2 separate regions of the Mus musculus genome follow, and region 1 is linked to region 2. Evidence: chromatin loops called from intact Hi-C (ENCODE). Cell type or tissue: left cerebral cortex. All regions are shown on one strand. Each heading gives the region's core, and the rest is flanking DNA. Links, peaks and the distances in the headings are about the cores only.

The links. Peaks named below come from ENCODE experiments on the same cell type or tissue, not always from the same donor. Only the 100,000 strongest peaks of a DNase experiment are listed, where the experiment ranks them.
Region 1: it touches region 2 in a loop (4-fold over the local background); 2 of 42 quality-filtered maps call a loop at or near these places.

The regions. Positions count from the first base shown.
Region 1 is chr11:12,333,638-12,349,573 of GRCm38, reverse strand. Cobl (cordon-bleu WH2 repeat) reads left to right here. Exons shown (of 15, transcript NM_172496.3): 7 at 5,657-5,830. Gm12002 (a long non-coding RNA gene) reads right to left here. Exons shown (of 6, transcript XR_872246.3): 5 at 3,393-3,518. Among named protein-coding and RNA genes, the nearest start is that of Gm12002, 27 kb to the right of the region's middle. In left cerebral cortex, for the core only: no CTCF peak of the experiment used is centred there; DNase peaks (open chromatin) are centred at 5,026, 5,633, 8,688 and 11,169.
Region 2 is chr11:11,982,112-11,998,047 of GRCm38, reverse strand. Grb10 (growth factor receptor bound protein 10) reads left to right here. Exons shown (of 17, transcript NM_010345.4): 2 at 10,374-10,452. Among named protein-coding and RNA genes, the nearest start is that of Grb10, 47 kb to the left of the region's middle. In left cerebral cortex, for the core only: no CTCF peak of the experiment used is centred there; DNase peaks (open chromatin) are centred at 4,344, 4,587 and 7,963.

The DNA of each region.
Region 1 (15,936 bases), core at 4,345-12,344, 350 kb before region 2:
AGAATTTTAGTTAGCTCAGAGATTCTTATTCTATTTTGCTCTGAGGATATTTATTGGTCATGTCAGTAAGGGGAGAATAGCTAACGCTATTTGGGATGAGAGGCTGGTGACTCTCATCTCTAATCAAGGGCTCTCTATCACTTCAAAATTCAGTATCTAAAAGTTTTCACCTAAGTTCATGTCTGAAAAGGTGACATCCCATCTCTAAGACCCAATATTTTGTGTGGGAAGAAAGAGAGCACACTTCTTCCAAAGCCAGTAACTCTTTGAGTTCTAGAGCTCAGTGTCACGCCTTGACTTTGATTAGCCGTTGTTGGTTTTCGTCTTCATAAAGAACTGACTAGACTCTTTGTGAAATGACACTTAGGGTTTGGTCCCTTGTTCCCACCTCCAGTCCAATTCTGCTTCCTCCTGGAGAATTGCTTATCTTTACACACTCCAGCAGGGAGTTGTGAACATGCTGAGGACTCCCCTAGGGAGTTGATACGATGTTGAGGACAGTCAAGATACCTAAGGGTGATTGTGGTAACCTCTGACAATGCTGTCTGTTGGAGGTCTTACTAGAATACTAAATGCTAGGTATCCTAGTCTGGGATGAGAACAAGAGACAGACAACTGTCTACCTGACACCTGGAATTGAGTCAGAATCTGGGTAGGATCTGGTTCCAGGAGCTATACTGAACCTACCTGCCATGTTAACACAATTCAAGTTTTAAAAATTAACTTATAAAATCTTCAAAGATATTATTTTTAAATTAGTTTTTTTAATTTATTTTTTATTTTTTTCAAGACAGGGTTTCTCTGTATAGCTCTGGCTGTCCTAGAACTAACTTTGTAGACCAGGCTGGTCTCAAACTCAGAAATCCACCTGCCTCTGCCTCCCGAGTGCTGGGATTAAAGGCGTGCGCCACCATGCCCGGCTTTAATTAAAAATTTTTATTCAGCAAAATAAATGAGATTCATGCAATAAAAAAAGTTACAACACAAAACACCTTTAAAAAGACCCTCCAAAAAATTACTACATGAGGAAAATAACATAAAGGAAGGCTTAAAAAGATATAAAATACTTATTTTATTGAAAATTATAAAAAAGGTGTCCAATAATCATATAATAACAAAGAACATTAAAATTTAAATCCAAGTGAAATATTCAGTGCTTTGGGCCTGAAGAGATGGCTCAGAGGTTAAGAGCACTTGCTGCTCTCACAGAGGGCTTGGAATGGTTTCCTAGCTCGTATATGACAGCTCATAACTCTCTGAAAGTTCAGTTTCAGGGAATCTAGTGTCCTCTTCTGACCTCCTTGGCCATCACACACACACATATGGTACACATTTATACATGATCAAACCAGAGAGAATGCCAGAACTGAGAAGAGGAAGTGGGTACAAAGCCCCACCTCTAACCAAGATGCAATTTGCAATTGATATGTGTTTTATAAAATGTTTTAAATGAAATGGCTACATAGAACCTCATACAAGGCATTTAAAAGACCAAGGTAATTTCACAGGCTTGTTTTGTGATTAGACAGGCAAGCATAGTTAGTGGTGAACACTAAGGACAGAGGGAGTGAAGGCACATGATTAGATAGGATAAATGGAAGAGAAGCAATTTTGGATGCAGAATTGTGAAATGCATTGTTCTGAGAATGGTATTAGTGATACTGGGATGCCAAGCAGTACAGGAGCTCTCCATTGAGTGAAGCCAACCTTCCTAATGAGAGAGAGCATGCGAGCTTGTGCCTATACTGTGTGTTAAATATGTACAAAGTTGTGTGTGTGTGAGAGAGAGAGAGAGTGTATGTCTGTGTGTGCATGTGTAATCAGCTGACTTTATATATAAGTAAATTAAGCAGCTTGGATGATTCTGGCTACATGCTACTGGCAAGGAAAATTGAAGTTGGTGCTCCTCTTAAATTTGGAGATAGTTGAGTCAAGTTGGTACCAGTAAAACATCTCCATAACTCTAGTTATTGAGTGAGCAAAGTTCTTTCTCTAGTTTGCTTCTTATACTTCATTTACCAGAACTCTTAGGTCCTGTGTTCTTGAGGTTTTCCAAGGACAAGATGGAGACAACTTGTAGAGGAAAGAGTTGTTAGGGGTTGCTTATAGTTTCACATGGTTATTTAATGACTATCATGGCAGCAGGCAAGTACACAAGGTGGTGGGGAGTAGCTGAGATCTTACATGTTAGGACAATAACCACAGACAGAGAAACCACTAACTGAAATGGTATGGGTTTTTGAAACCTCAAAGCCCACCTAATGATACAACTTCCTCCAAGGCTATGCCTGCTCCAACCCTCCTAAGCCTTCTCAAACAGTTCCAACACCTAGGAACCAAGTATTCAAATATATGGGGAACATTTTCAAACCACCAAAGTTTTTGTAATTAAGGTCAATGATACCAAAGTCTAAATTTCTTTCTCAGGAAATTGAATAGTAAAATTTATGATTGACCAAGGTAACCTGGTAGTTGCTTTCTCCTATAAGTTTTTTTTATATGTTTCTTTTCTTTAATTAAAGCAGTTATTTTGTAACATCTTGCTATATATCTCAGGCTAGTCTCAAGCTCACAATCCTCAGCATTTGGAGTTATAGGTGTGTGCCCCCATATCCAGCCACATAGTTATTTTACACATGGAGAATGAGTGGAAACCTTAGCCACAAGGTTAAATATGAAAGCAGAGTTTACCAGAGGCTCAAGCACCATCTCTTCATTCCAAGAGATGTAAGCTCGTGAGCCTTTCAGGCTGTAGGAACTATGAGTCCTGAGGACAAGGCAGTGATTAAATCAAGAGGCAGTCACTGTCTTCACAGAGCCCACACATAAATGGGGAGAGAAAGATAGACAAGTCATTACATAATCATAATCACTTAAGCACTTTGAATGCTCCCTATGTGCCAAGAACTCTTTCCTGCTTGATTACATGTAGTAACTCATGTCGTTCACAAGGATAGTTCTGTTATGTAGGAGCTATTCATTTCAGTTTTGAAAGAGAGAAACTGTTACAGAGACAAATTAAAACTTGCCCATGGTTATGTGGCTGGTGGTGGCAAAGCTAGAAATCAAAACTCAGACAGTATCTCCCTAGTTTGAGGCTTTGTCTTTCTCTGCATTGATTTTATGTGGAGCATATCCAGGATGACTTGAGCTATAGATAAAGATCAATGTGAGTGATGGTACAGCTTGAGGCATGAGTGCTTTTGTTTCTAATCCAAAATTAGAGTTCTAGTTCTCTAAGTGTCTTTTCTGCATATAAATTTCTTTACTTCTTTTTCTATTAAGAAAGACATGTATCCATTACTCTGTTGAGGGGCATCTGGGTTCTTTCCAGCTTCTGGCTATTATAAATAAGGCTGCTATGAACATAGTAGAGCATGTGCCCTTCTTACCTGTTGGAACATCTTCTGGATATATGCCCAGGAGAGGTATTGCTGGATCCTCCGGTAGTACTATGTCCAATTTTCTGAGGAACCGCCAGAATGATTTCCAGAGTGGTTGTAGGCAAATGGATGGACCTGGAGGACATCATCCTGAGTGAGGTAACCCAGTCACAAAGGAACTCACACATTATGTACTCAATGATAAGTGGATATTAGCCCAGAAACTTAGGATACCCAAGATATAAGATACAATTTGCTAAACGCATGAAACTCAAGAAGAACGAAGACCAAAGTGTGGACACTTTGCCCCTTCTTAGAATTGGGAACAAAACACCCATGGAAGGAGCTACAGAGACAATGTTTGGAGCTGTGACAAAAGGATGGACCATCTAGAGACTGTCATATACGGGGATCCATCCCATAATCAGCTTCCAAACACTGACACCATTGCATACACTAGCAAGATTTTGCTGAAAGGACCCAGATATAGCTGTCTCTTGTGAGACTATGCCGGGGCCTAGCAAACACAGAAGTGGATGCTCACAGTCAGCTATTGGATGGATCACAGGGCCCCCAATGGGGGAGCTAGAGAAAGTACCCAAGGAGCTAAAGGGGTCTGCAACCCTATTGGTGGAACAACATTATGAACTAACTAGTACCCCGGAGCTCTTGACTCTAGCTGCATATGTATCAAAAGATGGCCTAGTCGGCCATCACTGGAAAGAGAGGCCCATTGGACTTACAAACTTTATATGCCCCAGTACAGGGGAACGCCAGGGCCAAAAAGTGGGAGTGGGTGGGTAGGGGAGTGTGGGGGAGGGTATGGGGGACTTTTGGGATAGCATTGGAAATGTAAATGAGGAAAATACCTAATAAAAATATTTTTAAAAAATGAAAGACATGGGCAACAGATGATTAAAAGAAAATGGGGGTGTCATTAAGGTGATTTCTTAAGAATGGGAATTGTTTCTAGAAACCAACAATTTCATGTGTTTGGTGGCAGGTATATATTTGTTCACAAGGAACTGTTGTCAAGTCCTACACTGTTGGCCTGAGATCCTTCAAAGCTTTCTGTATACCATTACATTTTTGTATGATTTCCGAAGGTTAGAAGAAGCTGTTTGGGCAGAAGGGTATTCTGTGTAACAACACACCATAACACATCACAATTTCTACAGGGAGATGTTTTATTTTTTATTTATTATTATTATTATTTACAGAGGGAGATTACAGGTGAAAAAGGGTCGATAAGGAAGGACTGGGAAATGAATAGAATTGTGGTCTCTGATGTGAAACTCACAGAGAATCAATAAAAATTATGGAAAAGAAAAAAGGGAGAACCTGGCAATAGGAGAAACACTCAGTGGTAAACGAATCCTCTTCTTGGCCATTGCAGTACACTGCAATGTCAAGAGCCTGTCTTTGCAATCTCTAAGAACTTAATCCCAAGGCACGTTGAAACTTTAAGATGGCTGATGTGACATGTTAAAGTTTTAAGGTAGCAGATTTACATCTATAGTTTAGGTAGAAATACCAAATGATTCTAGTCACTAAGTGTTCTTAAAGGTTTAGATTGTTTCATGATTGAGCTTCACCCATGAAATTATAACAGTATGGTTGCCTAAACAAGACCTGAAAATGCCAGTACCAACAGAACGACAGCACCAATGTGACTGGAGGAACTCTCACAAGGCCCCACCCCTACTGAGAAGGTATAGGGGATTATTGACTTCAGAGAAAAAGAGACTAGATCCGCTCCTGACGTATCACAGAGATCACTTATGAGCTTCTGATAGTGGTCCAGTCTCAAGCAGCTCTAAGCATATACATCTGAGCAACAGTAAATGAACTCAAGAAGTTGTATTTATACGTGTGTGTGCGTGTGAGTGCATGTGTGTGTGTGTGTGTGCCTGTGCATGTGTGTGTGTGTGTGTGTGCCTGTGCATGTGTGTGTGTGTGTGTGTGTGTGTGTGTGTGTGTGTGTAACAATAATAATTAAAGTAAAAGAGGTCATGAACTTGAGAAGAGTAGGGAAACACAGAAGGAATTACAGGGAGGAAAGACACAGCACAAATGATGTAAATACAGTCCTCACACTTGAATTTCTCAAAAAAAAAAAAAAGCATAAAATGTTTCCTAGGGGAATAGTAATAAGAATCTTGCTCCAGTACTTTATCTCTGCCAGTAGAAACATATGCCACTAGAAGACTGAGTGGGTGGTTTCAAGAAGAAAGATCTTACTGATGAGTTGTTATCTGTCTCTTCCTTTACAGGGCTGCGTAACAACACCCAACTCACCATCCTTGCATTCTCGGTCCCTAACACTGGGTCCCTCCCTCTCCCTGGGCAACATCTCTGGAGTGTCTATGAAGTCAGACATGAAGAAGCGCAGAGCCCCTCCTCCTCCAAGTCCCAAGCTGCTGGGTCAAGACAAGGTATCAGAAAAGGTAGGGCTTTCACACTTCTCACAACCAAATCGTCTTTACACTGACCCAGTTAACTCTACTGCGGGTCCTTGGAAATGCTGAATTCTTTACTCTTGAGTAAAGAATTTAACACAATGTGTTCAGAGTGAACATCTGAGCTTTATTTAGAAGTAAAAGTGAGACACCACTCTGCTCCAGTTACTAAGCTAGGAAACTATTTTGGGGTCTTTGGTTCTTAAGGACTCAATGCTTGTAGATTAACATTTGTTTTATTTTAGCACTGAAATTTTGGGGGTGTCAGAGAGATCACTTATGAGAAATTACATAAACAAAGGTACTTGGAGGAAGCTAAGGCTTGTGAAGGAAGCAAAGTATCTCATCTAAATGCTGCACACTACTCAGATTCACAGAAAATGGACACGTGTGCATATTAAGTTGTTTTAAATATGATATGGGGTTCATGTCATAGGACCTGTATTTAAGAAGCTTTCCTTTTGTCTTTGGAGCAGTACAAAGCCTTCTAAGGCATTATATCACTAGACATGGCCCCATAGATCACATCCTGAGCAGTGAGCCACCTAACCTATGGTTTCTACCTCTCCTCTTTCCTTCAGCTACCTGCTGACACCCAGAAGCATTAACTTGAAATGTCTAGTCCTCTCTTCTCAGGACTAGGGAACCATATGACACTATAAACTTTTCGTATCCTGACATTTCTGGTATAGCTAACTGCACTCCGAAAATATTAAACAGAAAGTTCCAGGAAAAAAAAATATACATTTAATCTCCACACTCCTCTAAATAGCATGATGAAATCCATAGTCATACTCTGTCCTTCTAGAACATGAGCCATCCCTTTGCCGAGTATATCTATCTTGTATTACTATCTGTTTAGTGGTTGATAAGTGACTGTCTGAATTATGACTGGTTCTCATGATGTTGTAGTACTGTGATCACTTATTTGTCTTAATTGTAGCCTAAAAGCTAAAAATAGTCACTCAAGCAGTTGATAATTTGCCAAAGAGAACCTTTCATTAAGTGGAAAGGTGAAATGTTATTGAAAGTATAGATGTCTATGGAAACACAGAGTATCGGAGAGAGGGGGGCAGGGGGATTTGAGCACCTAAAAAATGTGTTTGTAGAGATGGTAGCTATCTGTCTAATCACCTCTCTTTTCCAAGCTCTGAACAAAATACTGAGATGAAATCATGAAGTTTTATTTTTCTAAGCACATCCTCAACTGGATGACGTGTTGAGAGTACCTCTGGGGGCTCATGCTTTTGACTGTTCCAAGCTCTGCATCATCACCCATATGCTTGAGAGTGAGGGCTGCCTTTCTCTTCTTTGCTTTATCTGACCCTGCATCCCAGATTCCAGGGCAGAAGGCATACCCTGAACACTGGCATCACATGAAGCATGCTGAGTATCCTTTTATTCTTTGATGGATTTCACATTCTCTTTCTTGCCTGGTGCCTTGGCAACTCTGGCTCTGTCTGTGTGTCATAACTCTGAAGAACGAACATGGACACTCTTTAGGTGTGAATCATTTTTCCATTAGTCAAAAGATGGCTTTTCCTGGCAACATTGTTAAATATACTAGAAACTATGTCCATTCCACCAAACTTTGAGGCTTTGCCATGGGTCTTTGTTACAGCTGCAGGTTACTGTGAGTGGGTCCTAATGTCTTCCTTGACATCTGATTTAGTCATTTTTTCACTGCTGTCACAAAATACTTGCAAATGTCAATCTATTTGCAAGGGATTATTTTGGTTACACTTTGAGGATACAGTCCAATATGGCAGGGAAACCATAGCATCAGGGGCAGGAACATCTGTCACATGTCATCCAGAGAACAGGGAGCGGGAAGCCACTGCTCAGTTCTCCTTTTACCTTTTATTCATACCTCAGTTCATGAATGGTACCATCCACACTTAGCACATGTCTTCTCTCAGTTAAACCTTGCTAGAAACAACATCGTAGACATAAGCAGAAGTGCGTTACTAGGGTCTTTCTAAAGCAGGTCAAATTTGCCATGCAAATTAACCATCGCAATATCTTTACTTATCTGTCTGTCTGTCTGTCTGCCTGCCTGCCTGCCTGTCTCTCTGGCAGCCTACCAGTCTGTCTACCTGTCCTGTAGATGTCTTTATTTTTCCAGAGGACTTCTTAACCTTGTATATCAGAAACCATATCTAACCCCCATAGGCTCTTTATTCATGTCAGTAGAAATTTATATCAAAATCCTATAATACAACACATTTTAGAAGATGTTCTGGTTTTTTGTTTTTTTGTTTTTTTTTTTTTTTTTTTTTTGGCTCAGACACTCATTTCTTTTGAGATTTCTGTGATAATACAGCAATATTCTGATAAAGAGAAATTTAGTCCCAGAGGCACATCAGTTTGTCCCACGCTTGGTAGAACAATGGAGACGCTATGTGAAGCTGTTTCCTGTGGCCACAGTTCATCTCTTTAATCAGTTTACATTGTGTACTTTTTCATAACACCCAGATGTATTGATAACATTAGCCATTTCCAGCCACCCCCAAGATGCCTCTTTCCTTTTGGTTGGGATAGATATTTTTTAGTGATGAAAAATATGTGTTCTGGCAGCAGGGTTATGTAAAAGCTTTTCTTCAATAAGAAATCTTAATGTGGTGGAGCATAGATGGTACATCAGCATTTCAAAATTGTCTTCTATACCAAGATGTTATGCTTTGTTTTTCTGAATTTAATTTAGTTACTCATACTGGATAGTCTGCTGGAGCAGAAAAACATATAGTAACTGGAGAATTGGGAACTCTAAATGGAAAATAAACAGTACATTCTCCCCTGCAGAATGAGCAGAGCCCCTCTGCAGCTATAAAAGCTTCCACTGAAATCTGTTTTATTTGGCACAGAATGAGTTGAGAAATTGGTTGCTGGAAACCATGTCCCTTTTAAAGTATGTGAGTAAAGTACAGATTGCATTTAAGCCTTGCCTATGAACATCCTTCTTTCTAAAATGAAATATATTTTGTTATTTACCAATTTCTGGGAAAGGAACCCCAAAAAATGTGTTGTCCTGGTTGTTGGGAAGGACATCAGTTCCTTTTTATGAATTTCCTTCCATCTAAAGATAAGTTGTTTGTTTGAAAACCTAATTTATATGTAGCTGCTACTAAAACCAAAATCCCGAGTAAGAAGAAAATGTTTAGTTTCGGGACATGGTTAGTTTATGAGAATACTTAGGTTTTCATGTTTACATGATCCTTTTTCTTATCAACTAGGTGGCAAAATTCAAAATTAACTGTCAGTGCCTTAAAGATAGAATAATTTTCCCATGTTCCATTTATGTGAAATGTAAAAATGTATATTAGGTATATATTTTACCTAATTAAATACTCATGATTTGATCATCAGTATTTATTTTTAAAGGTAATTTTTAAGAAGATTTCCTAGAAATGTTGGAACTGGGAAATAAGCAATGCCACTTTTATAAAAATCTCTCTGCAGAGCATTTAGGGGGATTACTGGGCAGAAGGGTATGGTCTCTTTAGGCAGAGGATAGTGCCTTTCTTCAGAGTCCATTGCTCTGGCCATGCATCTTGACCTTAGGCTATTATGGTGAACTTTCAGGTAGAGGTGGGCAGAGAATGGAAGGGTGTCACGGTAGGGCTCTATGATCTAGCCACCTTTTATGCCTACCAAACTATATGTCATTTTGTTCATGGTATAAAGAAAATGTTTTAAATGTATTCTGAATTATTTGAAATGTTTCATTCTAATGGTCGGCACCACAGACTTCCAACTGACAAGGATTCTTAACAGTATCTTGGGCTTTTTGCCTTAGGGTTTCAAAATAATTAGCAATGTTGACTATGAAAACAAAATGGTAAAGACTTGTTACGATCAGGTATTAGCATCATCCAAAGTAGGGTTTTCTGTGAATGTGTTCCTTATTTGGTCAAAAATACTGGTAGAACACTCTCCTCAATAGCAGAAATGCCATTCATTTTTCTCATGCTTTGGTTAAGTATGCACATGGATACATAAAATCTCGTAGCATATGAACAGACAGAATGATCATAGATGTTAGAACCTTAACTGAAAACACCACTGCTTCTTTGATTTAGTGGTTAGAATATTCCTGAAAATCCTAAAACTGCTGAGGGTACTTCCAAAGCAATACTTTATTGAAACTTGAAATGCCTAATTTACCATTAGACTTCAAGGGTGATCCTTTTTGTTGTTTGTTTCCTTGTTTGAGACAGGGTCTCATAGCCTAGGTTGGCCTCCAGCTCACTCAATATGTTTGGCCAGTCACGGATAGCCTTGAACTCTTGATCCTGCTGTCTCTACCTCCTGAGTTCTGATTGCTGGCATATCTCCCACCACACTCAGCTCCAGGGCTTTATGCATACTAAGCAAGAATTCTATATCCTCAGCCCTTTAAAGACTACTGCTTTTTTTTTTTAAGGAAGCAGAATTTTACTATACGTAGATGACTATTTAAGGGAGAGTTGTACTATAATAATGTATTCCTTCTAATATTCAAAGAAAGAATAAAAGGAGGATAGAATCATTAGCCTTTTTGAGTTAGAACTCAGAAAAGTGGGCAGAGTTAACAGAAAAGTTAACTACCACCACCATGGCTACTTCTGATAGCATGGCATACTGCTTTCTCTGTCATTGACACTGCCCTACAGAAAGGTCACCTGGGCTGAGATGGGCTCTGCAAGTCATGGTACTGTGGAGGCCCTGTAAATTTGGCCAACAATGCAAGAGTACCACAGGTACTGTGAGGTGGTTATTGCTGACTACTTCGTTGAATCTAGAATAACCAGAGAGGTGAACTTTGGTTCCACCTGTGGAGGCATATCTAAATTGAATTAATTGAAGTGTGAAGACCCTTCCACTCCAGTGGACACCATTTCCTAGCTGCCATCCTGTCTATATAATGGAGGCTAGGGCAACAGACACTGTGTTCATCCCTGTACTGGCTAGTTTTGTGTCAACTTGACACAGCTGGAGTTATCACAGAGAAAGGGGCTTCAGTTGAGGAAATGCCTCCATGAGATCCAACTGTAAGGCATTTTCTCAATGATCAAGGGTTTCAGGCCCCTTGTGGGTGGGACCATCTCTGGGCTGGTAGTCTTGGTTCTATAAGAGAGCAGACTGAGCAAGCCGGGGGAAGCAAGCCAGTAAGGAACATCCCTCCATGGCCTCTGCATCAACTCCTGCTTCCTGACCTGCTTAAGTTCCAGTCCTGACTTCCTTTGGTGATGAACAGCAGTGTGCAAGAGTAAGCTGAATAAACCCTTTCCTCCCCAGCTTTCTTCTTGGTCATGATGTTTGTGCAGGAATAGAAACCCTGACTAAGACAATCCCTCTCTGCTCCTGATTGTGGGATGTGAACAGCTGTGTGAAGCTCCCACTGCCTTGGCATTTCTGAAATGCATTATGTCTACCCTTGCGCAGAACAACCTTTCTCCTGTGCTGCTGCTCTCAGGTGTCTTGTCACAGCAACAGGAGCAGAAGTCAAGGTAACCACCTTCTCTTGCCAGCCTCTGTTCCCTTCCTTGATTTCTTTTAGCCCTGAACGTGTAGTCTTACAAAACAAAGTCTGTATCCTTCTTCACTAGTATCTCCGGTATATAGCTTTTAGCATACCACATAAGAAGTTTGAAGAAACACAGACCCCAAAATCCCAAGTCGATTGTTGTAGAAAGCAGAGATAGACGAATGTTTAGTACTTTCTCCTGGCTGTTGGGCAGTAAAGTTCCCTTCATTCAACTGGCCCCAGGTCTCACAAACATATTAATAGTGATTTAATAACAAGCTTTTGTGGTGTTCCAAAGACCCTTATGGCCACTATCCTATGTAGCCTAGTGGTTGTTCTATCTGTAAACAATGTACAGTTATTGTCTTCATTTTACCAATGAGGGCAATATGCTTAGAAAGAACAAATGAGGTCATAGGGTAGTTGGCATGCCAGTCAGTGATACCTTGTAGACTATCTGGTGTCTTTCTTACATATAGCCATTGGAGGTAACGCTAGTTGGGTCACAGAGATGTGTAACTGTCCTTTGAGTGGAAAACATGCTGGAGTGCTTCTGATCTATCTGCACCCTTTGCCAGTTCTTACATTGCTAAGGGGGAAGGACAATGTACATTGTACTGATGCGATAAATAGACTTCACATGACCTTGGCTGGCAGGAGATGCAGAGGGTTCAGGGATGTTTGAAATGGAGCTTACTCACCACTGACAAGGAAGGCCTGTTTGCTATGTGAGGGTCAAACTCAAGAGATGAGGAAGTTCATAAGTGCTGAAGGGAGATCGCTCTCCACATTTCACATCACTCATGAGCCCTTAAGAAACAGCTTCTTCCTGCTGTCAGTGCAATCAGCTTCCTCAGCAGCTCACTCTGTGTGTCTGAGAGATACAATTACTACCCCAACACTTGGCAGAAATAGGATAAAAATCATTTTACCTCCATATGCATCCTTTGTCAAAAACCTAACATCAATGGGCATGATGCTGGACTTTTGAGAGAGTTATGTTAAATAAATTATTGCAACTATCTTTGGCTTACTAGTTTCAAAGATATATAAGCTTAAGAATTCTGAAGCTCATATTAAACTCATATTATTTTTAAAATTATTTTTATTGGAATATTTAAATGTATACATATAATGAAAACTAACAAAAGATCAAAGGCATTAAAGAAATGAAACTAAGTGTTTGGATGTGTACAAAAACACCTTTCGAAGCATATTTAGAAGCATAACATTCTAAACCTATTACTGTATGTATAGCCAAAAACATGAGAAATATATCTAACAATGTAGCTTAAAAGTTCTGTGGTTCTGAGCTGCTGATTTTATTTACTTATTGACTCCACACAGTTTCCAACTCTGTTTATGTACTCATACAGAATGCTATGAAACGTCACAAACCTTGACAGGAATGGAGAATAAAAATAAGTAATTCTTTGGGCCTAGCCATACTATCACTGAGTTCATATTCTACAAAGAAGTGTCACTAAGTTGTAAATGTTCCACATATTAAGTGTGCCTGACTTTTAGTAAATGAGCCAAACTAGCACAAAAGTAATTATCTAGACTTGTGACAGATTTTTGTACAGACAGCCTTGTGATGGCTCCATTTACATCTATAATATGAAAATATAACACAACATTTATGGCAACCTGGAACAGCTTTGTAAAAAGTGTTGGGTCAGTGGAAGTGCAGAGATGTCTCTAGTGTTTGGGAGGCTCCCATCGATGTTCTCTGGCGATGGAGAAAGTGCGGGCAGACAGCATTGTGTTCAGCTGCATGGTGGAAGACGGGCGCTTTTCCAACACAAACATCCCTAAGAACCTGGGCGGCTCCCTTCCACTGCAGAGCCTGGGAAAACAGGCCACAGAGGAAGTTCCTTGGTGGAAACAGCAGAGCGGCCATACTGAGGGTGCGCGGTGGAAGGAAACGGCAGCTTATTTTAGCTACTGGACATCTACCTTTTGTTTATGGACCCTTTCCTCTCTGACACGTGCTGTTAAAGAAACAAATGTGGCTTTGAAAGAGATTAGATTCTTACCTATTTTTAGCCATTCTTAAAGCATGGCATTTTAGCGAGGCTCTCAGCTAAATCAAAGCAAAATGTGCAATGTCCATTTCCCAGCGGGAAACAGCTTCATGGTCAGCGGAAAAGGGAAGCGGTGCTTCGTGTTCCGGCACACTGTTCCAGGGTTCCTGTTCACCTCATTCTTTCTCACTTTGTCGTTGGTTTTGCTCATCCAGCACTCCAACAAAGAAATATGTGAAATTGGCGCTTCGTTATTACTCTTACCTTCACATCTTGCCTCTTTAGTGATTCTTCTTTTTTTTTTTTTAAATTATGTGTACATGTGTGGAGGATGAGGTTGTATATATGAGTTCAGATTCCTATAGGGTCCAAAAGATGCCATCAGGTCCCCTGAAACTGGAAGTACAGGTAGATGCTCCATGGGCTTTTGGAATTGAACTCCAGTCCTCTGCAAGAATTAGACTTGTTTGTAATCACTGAGCATCTCTCCATTTCCCTTGCTTCTTTACATCTACATATTATCCTGATTTTTTTCAGCTATCTTGATAATCATTATTAGGAAAAGTGAGTGTAAGAACACAAATCTGGATTTAAAACTTGCAGTATGAAACACCCTACTTCCTTTCTTGGAGGCATGATCTGTTTCAGAAGCTGATCCTAAGCACTGAGTTACCCGGTTTTTACTTTTTAATCTTAAACTTACGTTCTGGAGGGGAGGCCCTTGGTCCTCTGAAGGCTTGATGCCCCGGTGTAGAGGAATAATGCTAGGGCAGTGAGGCAAGAGTGAGTAGATGGGTGGGGGCGCACCCTCACAGAAGCAGGCTAAAGGGCGATGGGATAGGGGGTTTGCTGAGAGGAACCGGGAAAGGGGATAACATTTGAAATGTAAAAAATAAAATAAAACATACTCATCAACTATATGCAGTATATATAGTGAATTGTAGTTTAAATATAGGTCTATTCACAAAATTCACATGCATGCTGACAATCCATATTTTGATTTTAATGAAGCCTTTATAAAATATTTGCATGTGTAAATTCAGTTAATGGTGAAAAAGCTAATATCTTTATTTATAAAGGAGGAGGCTGTGAAAATAAAATCTTCTGTTCTGAACTCAGTAGTCTCTGCTCAGGGTTTGAAGTAGTTAAATGACCTTCATGTTTTCAGACTTTTGATTTATGCACCAACCAAGCTCATGTAATTTTAATGTCTGTGGCATGTTTCCTTTTTATACCTAACAAACTGAAGAGGGAGCCTAGAAAACTCAAAAAGATATTTGAGAAGAATATACCTGACAAGGAATTAGCATTTAGAATATTTAGATAATTTACAATTCAGCAACAACAGAGTAACAATAAAACAATTGCAATGGAACTGATAGACTTGTTTCAAAGAAAATATACAGAGGAACAGCAAGTTCATGGACAGCTGTTCTGTAGCACTAACATTAGGAACAGGAGAATCAGTAAAGCCTCAGCATGAACTCACACTTACTGGGAGGACAATGATAAAAAAACAGAAAGGAGAGAACAAAATGCCAAACATGTAGATAAATTGGAACTCTTGTGTGCATTTAGTGAAAATGTGAAATACCCTAGTGACTTTGGCAGTGCTTCTCAACCTGTGGGAAGTGACAACCTTTTCACAGGAGTCATATATTAGGTATCATGCATATCAGATATTTACAATTCATGACAGTAGCAAAATTACAGCTGTGAAGTAGCAAAAAAACCTAATTTTATGGCTGAGGTCACATAACTGAAAGGGCAGCAGAATTAGGAAGGTTGAGAACCACTGTTCTGTGGTGAAGTGTGTCAATTACTCAAAACATCAAAAACTGTGTCTTAAAATTATCTTTCTAGTATTTAACCAAGAAAAGTACAAAGCAAGGATCCAAGAAAATATTTCCATACTCACTATACTCACTGTAGACAACAGATTCAGTGACCCATTGGTAGATGAATGAGCAAAGACACTGTACCTGTATTGTGGATTTTTTTAGTTTATAATGGGAATAATTCTGATACCTGACTGGACATGGATGAACATTGAGGACATTATGCTAATTTAAATAGCCAGTAACTAAGAGACAGATACTATGTTATATCATTTATAGAAGATGCCCAGAAAGTAAGTGGTGACTGTTGTATATTGGGAGAGAGAAGGGTGGGTGAGTCTTGCAAGGTGAAAAGAGTTCTGAGTAGTAACTGCTCTGCTGTTCATGTTGAAACCATTAGGATAGTGACTATGTGATTTTATTTCAGTTAAAGTCAATGATTTCACCACTTTCTGGATAAGATATAATCTAAAGAATAATTCTTTTACTTAAACATAGGAAATACACATTCCAGTGAATAAACTTAGGTTCATTTTTGTCTACCTTTCCTTTTCTTTCTATATGTTGTTCCATTTGTCAGCATGCCTTTGATACATTCTTGGAGAAATGTAGGCTTTAAAAGGCTGTTATTTTCCTCCTAGTTTTTGTACTTCCAGATTTAGTGCATTCTCTCTCTCTCTCTCTCTCTCTGTCTCTCTCTCTCTCTGTCTCTCTGTCTCTCTC
Region 2 (15,936 bases), core at 4,211-12,210:
AGAGAGATATGTCAAATCACATCCTTAGAGGATCAGTTGTGTGAACCACTGGATTCCACTTTGGAAATTCTCCCCACAATTTGCATCCTAGCACTTGGTCTCTTGTGCAGGAAATGTTTGAGCAGACAGAGCCCTCATTGTCACCCCTCCAGTGGACTCAAAAATGACATGGGAAGCAGAGTACTATGGAGTTAAGATGTGGCCTCATTTGTTCTCAACTGTTCCATCTCATGTAGCTTGGGATACTGTCAGCTGAAAACTTGCCCATGGCCTTAATATCACTCTTCAAAGGTCCTTTCACATACTGGTCTTAGAACAAGGTCAACAAATGGAGCTAGGGACTCATTAACCTTTCAACCCCATTCTTGAAAAGGAAGCCTTAAGTGGAGGAGGAAGACATTTCAAGTGTAGCTGATAGCAGGTAAGCAAGTAAGTAACAGTGTTGTCGTTGGTGTCCTGCGGCAGAATCAATTTATAATTTGGGGGAAAGTCTCTAGAAAGAGAAATGGTATGCAACTTTAATAGTGGAAAAGGGAAGAGCTTAAGGTAACTACAGATGACCTGTGTGTGAATAGTTTAAGTGCAACACACACACACACACACACACACACACACACACACACACACCACATCTATAAGTTCATACACTCACTCCAACAGTCCTCCATCTTCTTTTGCAAGTGTCATTCCATTTGTTGACAGTATTAGAAGCACACAGCCTGGCAGCTGGGCCACTGTGATGGAGGCCAGCTGGCTCTTCCTCCTTGCTGTCTGTTGAAGCTGGAGTGGCCCTATGAATAGCCAGGCTGTTGCCATTTATAACTCCTATTCAACCATGGAAGAGTATGTACGGCTTATTAAAAAGAACAGTGAAGGCCTCCATGATTTTTCTCTTGGCCCCTGGCCCAATACCACCTCTCCCCCAGCCCATATTAGGCTATGACAGAAAAGGAGGCCATCTCCTCCAGGATGGCCAGAGAAGCTGCCCTGTTTTTGTTTTTGTTTTGGTTTGTTTTTTTGTAACTGGACTGTTTATCCCTCAGCTCAATGTCTTCCCAACAAACTCTCTGAAATAAGCATATTTATTAGTGTTACTGTCCAAATTTGTCTGCAAATGAAACTGAAGTTTCTAGATTTTCAGGACGTACGTACTGAGCCGGGACAAGTTGATGTGAAGGTGTCAACTTTTAGCTCAACCTGGGTTGGTGTAGTTTGATGGACCAACTATAAAGTGTGTTGATGAAGGAAATAAAGGCAGCTCCCTTCAATCATACCAGATGTCAGACAGGCAGGAAGCAGCATTAGGACTCAAGCTTAGGGCTAGTCTCCACCACTTTCCTTTAATGGGCCATTACAGCTTGAAAAATCTCTACAGGTAATGATGCAGTGGTGACTGACAGGGCTGAGGCCATTGTTCATACCTTCCTAGGAATTTTTTGAGACAGGATCCCACTATGTATCCCTGGCAGACTTTGAACTTGTGATCCTGCCTGAGCCTCTCCAGCATTGGAATTGTAGGCATGCAGTAGAGTACCCAGCTCACAATACTATTTTAACCGTGGTTCTAAGAATAGAGTCTTGGGAATATTTGTGTAAAATGTGCAAGTCCTGTCTTAGAACTGGAAGGGAGTGTACTGGTCCTGTTTTCCAGGTGAGGAAATAGCCCATGCACTGAAGTGTTAGCTTACAGTATTTAGTATGCCACACTTGTCGCTTACAAACATTTGATTCATACTATAATAAGATTTTTTTTTCCTGTGTGAAGGATGAGGTGAACTTCTTATGGCCCACACTGAGGAACTGAACCATCCTTCCTACTATGGAAGCAAGCTGGCTTGTCTTACAGAGAAAAGACAGTCTCTGAGCAAAGCCTGGAGATTTGGCCTTTATGTTATTTTTATATTAGGCCCATACTTTATTCAAAGACAAAATATATTTTATATCAGTTCCTCTCTGTTGTCTTGATAAAATGCCCTGACAAAAACAGTTTATGAGAGAAAGGGTTATTTGGTTTACAGGTCAAAGGGGCAGAGCCCAGCATGGCAGGCAGGAAACATAGGGGCTACACTGTATCCATAGACAAGAAACAGAGAGAGGAAAGGTAGGAAGTGGAATGAGCTTTTGAACCTCAAGTCCTGCCTCCAGGGACATACTTCCTCCATCAAGCCTCCATTCTCCTAAAGGTTCTATAACCTTCCCAGATAGAGCCATGAGCTAAGGAACAAGTATCTAAATATATGAGCCCAAGGATAGGATAGAATAGTTCATACTCAAACTACAGCAGATCTTAAGGAAGTATCACCTTGAACCATGATCATCTTGAACTTCAGCATGCTCCAACACATACCTACCCACTGAAGAACAATACACCTGGTCCAGGTAAGCTCTGGGCCAACCTCATTCCACCTCTGGGTTCTTGGCCATGAGCTAAGATTTACTCTTGGCCCTCTGCCCTCTACAGGGACTTAGAGATGAGGAAGAACCACTACCAAGGATTACATCACACTGAACCCTGAGGCCTTTTCCCAGTCAGCCAGGACAGTGAGAGCCCTTTCCAAGCTCTGAGATTATTTTTGAGCAAGTTCAAGGAAGGGGTGCTTGTCTTCCTTATGCTAAACTAGAGGCAGAGTATAAGCATATGAAATGCCTGCTGTGTGCCGGGTACTCTACTCTGAAGACAGCTCTGTCCAGTTTATTGTTCTAATTGTTAACTAGTGCTTTGCTCCTTTTTATTTTATATCTATGAGTATGTATATAGCTAGGTGATTCTTCCATTCCAAAGGGCTGTGACCTTTTAGCCTGGTTCTTTAAGGATCCCTGGAACTCAATATATGTAGTAATTTTCAGTGACAGGGGAGAGAAAAGAGATAGGGAGAAGTACTCAGAGAGTAGAAAGTGGCATTTCCCCCTTTTCCAAAACTTTAAATCATGGTGGCCACCATTTCTTGAGGTCAGAATCAAAATATTTTTTAATTCAGTTTAAAAATCCATTGTTTTCCAATTATATCCATGCCCTTATTTGTGCCTTGACTGGTAGTCTTATATAATTTAAGGGCTTTAGTTGTCATTCTTACTGCTTAGATATTTATGGGATGTAGGTAGAGATTCTGTGGGTACATCTTCCAGTTTCCTGCCTGAAGTTACTATAGAGCTCACAGTAAGTTAAGGTGCTACTTGCTGACAGATCTAACAAAGTAGCCTTGGGTAATTAAAGGTGCAAGCTTTGGTGTCCTTTTCAGTTGCCTTTTCACAAGGGAAGTGGTTTATTAAAGGTGGAGGATGCTGGAGATAGTGTTAGGTAAAGATGAAAAGCTATAGCAATGGTGAGTTGAAGGTGTTCAAACTCATAAAGGAAAGGTGGCAGTGGGGTTCATTGGGAGTTACGATGGAAGCCTAGACTGTATCAATGCTAGTAGATGGTGGGAACTAGAAGCAACACTAAAAGAAGAGGGAGTAGTGTAAGAGATGGAAATGGTGCAGGAAGATGAACATTGGTAGAAGTTTTGAAAGTGAGGGAGGAGGTGGAGGTGAAGGAAGGGAGATAGATGAGTGTCGGAGGTGGTAGAGTAGAGGAGACACTGGAAGAGGAAACACTGATTGATCAAGGAGTAAATGGAAGCGTAATGGAGGAGTGATGATGATCAAGGTGGTGCTGGTAGAGAAGATGGAGGAAGATGTGCAATGAACTGGTGGTGGAGGTTTTCTAGGAGAGGTGGCGGTACAGCAATGCTTGTATTGAAAGCAGCAGCTGACATGTGCTTTGAGGGGCTGTTATGGGCATGATCACACTAAATCTCCATAGCAGTTCTTAAGGTTGTAGAGTTTTCCCCAAGGTCATGTAGCTGCTCATCTGCAGAAATTCTAGAGCTGGTGTCCTTCACCTTAAGGCTAAGCCACCTCCTTGATGTGGGAATGCCGGATCTAAAACCGGGAATGAAACTGACTTGGCAAAGACATTTTATTTTGGGAAAACCATTTGTCAAGATTGACAGGCTCTGGACACAAGGTTTCTTTGGAGAGTGACGGAAATATTCTAAAATTAGAACATGGTGAGGGTTGTACTCTCTGTCTTGATACCAGCACACACTGGATTGTACACGTACAACAGAGGAAGCTAAGCTATGTAACATCTCAGTGTAGGAGTATGAAACGTTATCAAACTCTACTATGAAAAACTGAATCTGATATCTGTATGTCTAATGTAGCAGAATGGGTGCTAAAGTTAAGCCATTGAAAATTGCTTTTGCTGATGCTGTCAAAAATAGCCTCCTTTGGAGATAGTTATGTTGAAGAAATGCCAAATGTTGAGTACTAGGGCTGTTCTATGCCTTTAAGAGGTTATAGTAGTTAGGTTAGTAGACAGGTCTAAGTGAGAACGGAGCATGCATGCATGTACACACCCACACGTCTTAGCACATATCTATTCATATATACACATATATGCACATATGAGACAATTTTTTTAAAATCTGGCCAGAAATGGCCCAAACATTTTCATGTTAGACTCAGCAGCTTATATAAATAGAATTATGAGCAAAAAGTGTAATTCCCACAGTTACAGATGAAAAACTATTGCCCTCCCTCCTTGATAGAGACAGCTGGCATGCTGAGCTTTTCTTCTCTCCGTTTGGCTCTTGGAAACTATTCTGGCCTGGGCTTCATGCCTGATTGCCATAAGTCTTTGCTCTCCCTTCCTTTGCCTTTACATAGTTATGTGTGTCATCTAAATAGGCAGGACCATGTGGGACAAAAGCATGGCTCTAGATCTTTTGTGGTGAGCGTTATAGCCATTGAGGCAGCTGATTTTGTACATCTTACCAGAAGAGGATTTAGAGCACCACAATTACAGCTTTCACCAAATTGTCTGTTATTGTAGGGAAAGTAGAAACAGTGACATCTTCTATTGTTAAGAGTAGATGGACTTACACCTGTGAATTATGGACTGGACACCTGGACAAAATCCCTTTGTTCCTCACCACCACCTTTGTTCTGGTAGGCCACCAAACAATATGTTTTCCAGAAAATGCTTAGATGAGAATTAATGTGAACTATATAACAGCAGTGGACATGAAAATGTAAAGGGGCTCCGTGGTTTTTACATTAATTCTTTTAAACAAAAATAAGTCAGGATGTTTTTGTAGGTCCTGTAATAGGCTACATATAGAAGGTATACATGGCTGTCTGGCACTTGAAGGGAGATTAAGAGAAGTGAGGATGACTTTCTACCTTTGAGAGAGCAGATTACAGAGCAGCAGATGAGCTTTACATAGTTGTCACTGGGGGCCTTATATATTAGATTTTCAGTTTGAATCTTCCTACAACTTTAACTGCATTTGAAGGAACACGGTAAAAACCCAGCACTGTTGGAGTTCATATGCCATCTTCAGAATAACCTGGTGGGGACTCAAGCATGGTGTACCAGTCATCCTAACTGATGTCCCAAAGTGCATAGAGGCTCAAACATTGGTTATAAACCAAGACATTATGGAAGGATAACAGCTAGTGTGTAGGTACTGACCTTTCCTTTGAGTTGGGCCCCACACCAACTTCTGCTACTTGTCCTTTTTTCCCGAGTCACTTTCCCAAGCTTTGAAACACTGGGTTCTTGATCAGTAGACTAGAAGAAATATTAGAATGGAAGAATAGTAGACTAGTAGAGTAGAAGAAACTATTCATTAGGCTAGGGTCTTGGCACTGTGATAGGGACAGAAGGAAGAGAGTTGCTGGGAATAACTGAGAACAGTCAGGAGACCAGCAGGTGAGCTCCAGACTTTGGCCAGCAAGAATTCCAAAGGGGTCTTCACACAGCACACTAATCTGGCTTATAAAACCAAGCCACTTCCCAGCTTTTGTCCATCCTTGGCTTACCTTGCTCCATTGGCCACCATTTCATGAAGCTAAAGGTCCAGGGATCTGATGGTACAGCCCAGGTAGTCTTGCTGTCTTACCACTGAGACAGAATGGAGCTGACCATCTTCACTGTCCTATTCCAGGCTTTTACATGAGTCCCACTCCACCATTTAGTGTAGTGTCCCAGATTGAGCCACCCAAGAGAAGGTGGGCTTTTCCTGTACCCTTTTCACAAAGACTTGTTTCTTTTGCTTCACTACTTGGATGTGCTTGGCAGGCCAGATTTTACTTTAGTAAGTACTTCCAAAACCACATGAATCTGAGAAGGTCCAGCAGTAACTAAGAAAGTGCCCTATAGGGCTTCAGGTCAAGAACTTCTGAAACACACTCCCAATCTTCCCATCTTTTTCTGGAGATAGACAGCATAGTAATTAAGAAGCATAGTCTAAAAAGTATTTACTGTTAGCCTATCCTTCAAACAAGAACCCCAGCTTCCCTCTCAAGCCCCCGCCAGGGCCTCCCATCTAGGCAGACTGTGCCTGCCACAGGCCACCCTCTCTCTCCCCTGCCCAGTTCTATCTTGGTGGAGGCCAGGAGGTTAGGAAGCAGACATACAGATAAACAGAAACTACCCTGAAGAGGAAACCTTTCGTCTAGCCATGCTGCTCGTTCCCTCACTCCTGGCAGTGTGACATTGTTTGCCTCGGAATGGTGGGCAGACATTTGCTCTTGAGCTTGTGGGTGTTGATGCCACAGCCAGTAGGTAACTTTACTCCTCTGTCTTTGGGGGTTTGGTTTCATTTTTAAAATGCCATAATTTTTAATACACAAGCTTATTGTTTCTAATTGAAAAACCTGAAATATGAACTGCTCTAAAATTAAAAACTTCACTGTAAGAGAGAGAGAGAGCGTGCAATCAGAAAATCTGCCCCTGCCCTTGTATACAATTAATAAAAGTATGGCATATGTTTACTGTAAGAAAAAGGTGTGTGTGACACATAACTAAATTCGTGTTTTGTCCTGAATTGTATCCCTAAGATCTATCTATCTGGGCACACATACTCCAAAATATTGTTTTTTGAACATGAAAAACTAGTCTCCGGCATTTCAACTAAGGCTCACTCACCTTGAGTTAGGTCTTCTTAGCTTATAGAGACAGAATTCTTAATTTTAAAGGGTGTCTTTTTTTTTTTTTTCAATCTGGGATTTTACAAACACATGCAGTTCTCAGTGAGATTTCATGATTACATCACATTTAAACAGTTGCTTGCGACAACATGAGTGTTGCCAGATGAAGTAGAAAATATCCTGGGAAGCTGTAGATAAGCTACAGATAATGTTTACAGTAAGCACTATGTAATATTTGGTTGTATACTTATACCAAATAATTTTCTCTCTGGATCACAGATTTAACTGGGCATGCTGTATTTCTAAGTCTACTTTATACTATTGCCTTCGTTCTGTTTGCAAGCTGCTTGTCTTTGAAGTAGGTGCGTCCATGTAGCCCAGTGCGCTTGTGATGCCTGAGGTTTCTCAGAGGAAATGCTGTGCTGAATGCATGAGAGGGTCTCAGACCTGAGTGTTTATAGGACACAGCCAGGTGCTGTCAGGTGGAGCCACGTCTGTGGTGAGGGGATATATTTAAGCACAACTGTATGAGATCTGAACCAGTCTCCTGGAAATGATGGCTTTGTATACCTTGGTCTATGCTTCCCAGTGCTCTTGTGAACTACTTCCAAGCTAGTGGTCCGATAGTGGTATTTCCATTGGTGGTACTACTCATTCAAGGACATATTTTAGATGAGACACTTTAACATTTCAAATAAACCTTAAAATTAAAGCCATGCCATGGATATATTTTGAGAAATATATTCTTTGGCAATTTTATCATTGTACAAACATCATAGAATATAGTTATACAACGCTAACTGCTTGAGGTCCCTGCATACTTGGGTTGTATGGTATAGCCACTGTAAGACACTGTATGAATGAAGCTATGTGCTCTATGACTTTAAAATCTGTGTTAAATCTTTCCTGGCTCAGAAATTTGCTTGGAAGAAAATGACTAAGATGTTCATGTAAAAGAAGTGAGAAAGGAAATACTCTGCTGATGATAAAAACCTGTTGGCAGGCTGTGTGAGTGGAAAATGCAGGGTGTCAACCCAAAAGCAGACAGATGTGTTGAACTGATGAGTAGGGAGCTGAGAAGGACGGGTGTGGGTGGGTGGGTGCTCTCGCGAGAGGGTGTGCAAGTGTGAGCAGTAATTAATGTGTACCCAGCAACCTAGAGCAAAAGGAAGGATTGGGTGACAAATAGTGCTGTAGTTTGCAAGTGATTTGTTGCCCGAAGGCTCTTGTTAAGGGTTTTCTCTTCTAGGTGGCACCATTGGGAGTTAGTGGAACCTTCTGGAGGTCAAGCCTAGGGGGAGATGATGGGGACCTGCCCTTGAGGGGAGCCCCTTCTTTGTCTTTGGCTCTCTTTTTCCACTTTCCTGAAAGTCTTGGCTGGGAGGTGAGCGGGTCACCATGGACTCCCTGCGGTTGCCACCTGTCATCTCTAGATGTTCAGAAGCCATGGAGCCAACCAGTTGTGAACTGGAGTCAAATTAAATCTTTTCTCATAATAAGTGTTATCTTGGGTGTTTGATATAGTAACAGAAAACTAGCAAATACAATTTGGTTTATGTAATATCTGTGAAATCTCTCTACCTACTGATCACCAAAATAAATGTCAGATATATAAAAGAGTAGTTCATCAAGTCAGAAAGAAAATTAAAGTAAAGTTGAAGTAGATTTAAAGAAAGACAATTCTCAAGATGAAAGTAAATGGCCAGTCTGTGAAATCGCACCCCAACTAGAGCAAGAACTCAGGCATACCATGCTTACTTTGAGATACACTTCTGAGATTTGCTCAGTGGGTTTAATAGAGTAGCAAACTTCATATTGAAAACATGAGTTCAGCTCTAGTTGAATGAAGAATTATGTGTAAGCAAAGATCAAAGAGAAACTTACAGAAATTTAGGAAAATGAGGCCAGTATGACTTCTCTGTTTTTTACCCCCTTTCCTATTCGTATTGTTGGAGTTGCTACAGTCCTAGTTCTTAGGCAACTTGATACCTATGGTCAAGTCCCAAGAAACTCAGCAACCCTTGCAGTGCTCCATTTCCTGTTGTGAGTAATGAGACACTGCCAAGTGGATAAACCATGATGGATTTTGTGTTTGTTCATAGTCCATAGGCTCACAGACTGAGGTGTTTCTGCTGCCTAACCATTTTAGTTTAGTTGTTTGAATCTGTGGGGGGCATGACCAAATGCATTGACAGCCAACTGTATATTCTGAAATATTCTTGACACTAACAGAGTAAGAATCTCATGCTGTAGCAGTTTGGCATGCTGGGAACAATGGATAGGTACAAGGTTGCTATTAATCAGTTGTAGATGATCTTCCCTCAGTCTATGATTGTTCTGCTTAATAGGTTTTTGACGTTATCGTTGTGTAAAGGCAATATGCATTCAACAGACACTTTGAATTTTAAACTTGGATCATTTCTTAGACTAATGCTGTGTTGTATGGTGCTGTCTTGCTATGCTGGGTAGTGGATATGAGCCACAGTTCCTGCTGAGTCTCTGGGTCAAGAGAAACAAGAAGTCCTCTGTAGTGATCCATGTCTCAGGTGCAACGTGAAGTTGGTTGGATATGTTCAGTGCACGTATCACCTCAGACATTTTTCATGTAGGTTGAATCTACTGGGATATGAGCCCACTGCAGTCAAAGTGGAATCTGTGCCCTGCTTGTAACTATATATTAAGTAGACTTAAACGAACATTATGTGCTTTTGGCACAATTCAAAACCTTTCTAACTACAGAAGTAGTACATGTGTTTTCAAAATGTTCACAGATTTTAAAGATTTATAAGAGATTGTTGACATCTGACTACCAAGAATTAATCACTGCTCTTTTTTTGTAAGCATATGGATATAAGTAGCATATTTCTGCCCATATTTTAACGTTTCTTTCACCATCTTGAGGTATTTCTATGAAGATACTTTTCTCAAATTATATATGTGCTGTTTTAATGTTTGCCTAAGACTTCGTCCTCATTCGGCATGCCACTGAGTTCCCTGTCCTTTGCAAGGAGCTCTTTATGATTCCTCTCTGGATGTTTCTGGCCCAGGAACGCCAGTGTTGGATACTTAGCAGCTCTAGAAAGTGTGTGTGCTCCACAGAGTGTTCATTGTTGACATTCATTGCCCGTACTGAGCATTCGACAGCTGTCCTTTTTAATTACTCTTCAGAGAATTCTACAACAGAGATAAAAATCCAGCCTCTAACTCCCTTGACAACCGATTACCATTTGCCACCATTGCTTGCCTTCCACGGCGCTTTTTCAACTCTCTTAAAAGTATATATTTAAAAAAAATTTTTTAATTATAAATTGGAAGGGAAGAAGTAGCTGAACACAAGGAGCCAGGCGGGTGCGACACCTCCCTTCACTCTGTTGTCTCTCTTTTTTTTTTTTTAGGACAAAGTGGGGCAGTCAACGTCCAAACCCGAAAACCTAGCTAAGTCTGGGTTTTCGCCACAACAAAGAAGCCAACCAGGTAAGAACAGCCTAACCTTACAAGTGCTCAAGAATTTCATAGTTGTCTTTGGTATCCATGAGGTTCCAGGATTCCCTGTAGATGGGAAAATGTGAAGGTGACTGAGTGTTTATTACACAGTGTACTAAAACTCAAAGCCTGTGCTCATCCTCCCATGCACAGGACATCTGCTACAATGCTTGTCATCCCTGATACGGTGTGACACTGTTGGAACACCTGTCACACTCTTGTTTAGGGAGGCAATGGCACAGAAAAAAAATCTGTGTGTTTAATACGATTAGAATTTTTCCAAGTATTTTTGATTTGTGCTTGGTTGAACCTATAATTGTAAATCCTAGGGATACAGAAATCCAATTGTATTTTCTAAAATGTTCCTGACATTAATAGAATAAAACTCTAGCATCTTCCTTTTCTCTTAAGGTCAAAAGATTTAAAATACATAAAATTATATATTTTCTTTTTTAAGACTTATTTTTTATTTATATATATATGAGTGTTCTATTTGTATGCCTGTATAACAGAAGAGAGCATCAAATCCCATTATTATGGTTGTGAGCCACTCTGTGGTTGCTGAGAATTCAACTCAGGACCTCTAGAAGAGAAGCCACTGCTCTTAACTGCTGAGGCATCTCTCCAGCCCTATATATTTTCTTTGGATGAGCAAACTTCAGTGAGTCAAAGGTTAAATTCTGTTTTGTGGGAGTTATCTGGGATTCACCTCTCACTGGATTCTGCAGAAAGGCAACTCGCCATTGCCTATTGAGGTCCCTCTCCAGGGAATCCTCTCTTTTAACTTTGGGGTCCTTTCACCCTGAGAACTGCTGAGTTGTCTGTTGGATAACTCCACAGCAAAATCCTGTGCATTTGGGCCTTTTCGTGTTTTTCAGCTATACTAGTTTTGCATGTATATACTCTAGGATGGAAGAGAGATATATTCTCTCTTCCCTTTTCTCATTCCTTCTATATACTGTTGGATTTCTGAAAGCATCACTCTGGGAAAGAAGGAAATGTCTCTATATGAATACAAAAGTAATTTGGTAAATTAGATCTGATAAATGGAAACTTTCATCAAGAATGAAGAATCTGATCCTGACATGAAACTGGGGGAATGCACATGGCCCTTTGTTGGGCTGCTGGTGAGTTTAAGTCCAAAAAGTCATATGGTTTGGAGCAGATAGGAGCTAAAGTAATCATATTTTTTAATTGTTTCTTGAAAAAGAAGATGACATTTAACAAATAAATGCTGAGGTGTACCTTGTAATTAACTAAGTGTTTTCTCAAGCATTAGGCAGCTCATAAAAGAGACATAGTCTGTCGCAGACAAACACAGGTTCACACTTCAGAACATTTTCAAATAATAAGTATAATATATTTTATATAAGATAGATATAAGATGTAAGTATAAGAGTACATGTTTGTTAGGACAGATTTGAATTTTAACTCAGTATAGCTGACCACTAACAAATGATCTCATTGAAGTTGAGATATTCCATCCAGGTCTTATCTGGAATTCTCAAGAACTTATCTCTTTTCCTTTGTCTTTACATTCTACTCTCAACTACTCATAGACAGTCTGTAGAGTTGGCTTCCTGTGAGTTCATTTTGCTTCTCTTATGAGGTATGTAGCATCCAGTGGAAGCTAGAATGTTGATGTGTCACAGAACCAGAAATAAGACTTAAAGGGAAAAGGATCGTGTTTTCATATGAAATGCCTATTCAGAGTTTTAACCTTTAAGCACACCTGTGACATTGGCTTCCCTTGGTCCTCCTCTTCATATAGCATGTAAAGCCAGAGAGCCAAAGAAAGGCCTGGTAGTGTAGCCACAGAACCAACAAGAACAAATAGAGATTAGTCCAAAGTAATGAAGCCAAAGAAGGTCTAAAGGGAAGAAATAGATGTCCTCTAACACACCATGAGACTGATGATAACCTACTTGGGCATAACACAACAGATGTCAAATAATCTGACTTACTTTCAAAGCACTGAGGGAAAGGTAACTATCTAGAATTTTATACCAATGTATCCTTTCTAGTAGGACACAATGAAACTTTTTCAAGCAATTCTTCAGAAAACAAGTTACTGGCAAGCTTTGTTGAAAGAAGGATTCAGGGCTGGGCAAACATAAATGAGTAGTAGAGCTCTTGCTTATCAGGCATATGCCCAGGGTTTTATTTCTCATATTGAAAAAGGCTGTCAAAAATGTTACTTCAGGAAAGGGGAATAGGAGCATTCAGGGAAACATGGCAAGCAGGAAACAGTGTAGTGGAGAGAAACTAGTGTGATATTGTTAGTGCAGTACCATGCAAATAGTTGAAACAGGGACAAAGTGAATACCATGTACACAGATTTTGGAAGTCTTCAGGGAGTATGAGTCAAACCTAAAGAGAATCTTGTTAAGAAAAGTAAAATGTCGAACAATTTGTGAAAAGGTAAATTTGATTATGCATTTGAAAATATTAAATGCAGCTAAAAGTTGACTATACTTACTAAAAGAACATATATATATATATATATATATATATATATATATAGTTACTGAGCAGAAAAAAATTGAGAATATTTTTTCTTTAAAAAATCAAATAATGCCATATAGAAAAATAAGAAAAAAATAAGACAGGAAAGAAAAAAATGAAGTCCTATAGAACATACAAGATAGTAGGATAGTCCCAAGCATACCCATAACCGTATTCACAGACTCACGTTCAAGATTCATCTCAACCCTTACACCCAGCAGACACTCTAGAATCTTCTCTAAACCTGTGTAGCTTTTCGGAAAAGTTGACCATATATGGAAAGTTGCAGTAAATTTTAAGCAATCCATTTCACGCAAGCCTCGTTCTTTGACCTAGTGTGATTAAATCAAATGTCAAAACAAAACACGTAACATGTTTGTAGAAACTTTAAAACAAACTCTTATTTCACTCATGGCCTACACAGGAAATCATGCTGGAAATGCTAGTCGTTTAGAATGGAATGGGCACGAGTGCATGGCAGCGAGAAAGTGTGTCTGCACGCTGCTCAAGGCTGTGTACAACCTAACCTCCGTGTTCCACAAAGGAGGATTACTGAAACTAGAAGAACGTATATAATAATAAGTCTGAGAAGTTCCAAAGAAAGCAATTACAAAAGTTAAAATAGGAACTCATTGAAACAAAAATAGATCAGTAGACAACAATGGAAGCAAAGCTAGTCTTTTGTGTTAATAAATAAACAGTTATATCACGGTACGCAGGCCTGTATGGAAGCAAACCATATCAGTAGAGGCTGGGGTTTTAGAAAGAGGAAAATCTTGAGCAGTGAATGTGAAAGTACAGATAAATGATTGCAACAGTCTAAAAGCATAGCTGCTCTCGAAATAGACAAATCTTTGTGTATATGTGATGCTGAGTATTGAACCCCTAGGGCCCCAGGCATACTAGCAAGTGCTCTACCAGTGAGCTGAAACCTAACGCCAGAAACAAAACATCTTAAATAGCTCTGGAGGAACGGGAATCGGTGATCAAGACTCCTTCCTTCAATAACACGTACAGAGTTTGCAGATGACTATTACAAAATTTTGAAGGAACACATATGACCTGTCTATGCAGACTGTTTCAGAGAGAGATAGGCACAAAAACACTCCTACTGGAAGCGTATTGATAAGTATGTGTGAAATAGTACTAGAAGTCAAAATTATAGGCCTGTTTCATATTTTAACACTTTTTAAAATCTAAATAACTCACTAGTTGATCAAATTCCTCCCTCATGATGAGAGCGAACAGTGCATGTAGCATGCATGCTATTATTCTCTTCTGTTAAAAAACAAACAAACTTTAGCTCTTGTAAATAGAAAAGACATTGTCACGTAGAAAAGGTAGCAAAGAGCCTGGACAGGCGATCTGCAGAAGCATCAAGCATGCTGTCTTCCTTTCGGATTCTGAACACTCATCTCACACTAAAACTAAGGAAACCAACTGAGTGGAAATCAAGGAAGCCGATGCTCTGAGGGAGGTTTCAGGGAATACAAGGGCACAGTCCCTCTTTCAAGTGTGTCCAAGTGCAATGTTCATCTTCCCTCTTGGCACACACACAGCACTTGAGAGTGTGGTGAGCAGTCCTGGGATGTACAGCTCTCTGGCCGTGCAGTACAGAGGCCGTTCCCTTCCTGGGAGAAAGTGGATCTGTTTGTCTCCAGGCAATCACGAAGCCCCACAGTAGCCTTCGGGGTGCCTTCCTAGGGCTTTCCCCAAACCACCATCCTCTTGTCCCCATAGCCAGAACCAAATTCAGTGTATAAGGTTCTCGGGCTATTTGGCTGACTAGGACTAGGACACTATGTTATTCCTTCTTGCTTCCTTAATTTCTGATATTGACTTTAGGATTAAAAATATGTGGGACCCAGAGTTGCCAGTTCCTTACAAGGGACCTAATGTATAGAATAAAAGATTAGCTGTGCCTTTCCTTGACCTCTTACTTCTCTCTGGCAAAGAGGATTTGTCGTTCCTGTTTGGTTATCTCATTCCTAACATAAGCTGCTTATTTTTATGTGGCAGTTGCTAAAAACACTCCATGTATTTCTTAGCTGCACCAACAGAAAGGGCTACATTTTACTTCAAAATTGGCTCATTTTCTAATACTTAAAACTACTTAACAATTTTTAAGAAAAACCTCTTTCTTATAGAAAAATATATAAAATTAAATTTTATCATTCTAGCCATCTCAAGTATATAATTCAGTGCTGCTCTTTTTATTCACAGTGTTGTACAACCATCATCAATATCTATTTCTAAAACTTTCTTAGCACTCCAGCAGAAACTCTGAGCCAATTAAACAATAAATCCTCCTACCTCTTATAGCCTCTAGCCCATGTGCTGTCTTTCTGAATTTTAAAGTTAGTCTATGTTCACTTATAGCCTCGTATCTTTTATTACTAAATAATATTCTGGCATGTTTACCTCCATTCATCTGTAGATAGATGATTATTCAGTTAGCTTGTGAGTGTTTAAATCTCTAGATTTCAAGTCTCATGGGCATATACTTAAGGGTTGCCAGAATTTTCCTCACTTCTTTCCTAATGCCTAACACCTTTGTTAGAGTCAGGATGTTAAAACCGTGAGTGAATCATCTCTAGTTCTTTTCGCACCAAATCACTAGTGTCTACATTCCTTCTGCATTATGGAAAATTAAATAGTTCTTGCCATACCAGATAATGACACTTGTACATCATGGTGATTGTTCTGGTATCAGATAACATGAGGAATTATAAACTCTTAGATTTGTCATGACTTCTTTGCTGTCATCTACATTGACCTCTCTGTTCTAAAAAATAAGTTCTCAAAGCTAGTAAGAACGTATGATTCATGGTTTAGTTCATCGAATCCATCTCGCAGTCCTATGAAGTAGAAGTGTTACTAGGGCCATATTTATAGGGAGGAAACAGGCCAGAGTTAGGAGCAATGTCCAGACCCCACCATTTTGTGAGTGCCAGAGTTAGACTTGAACCC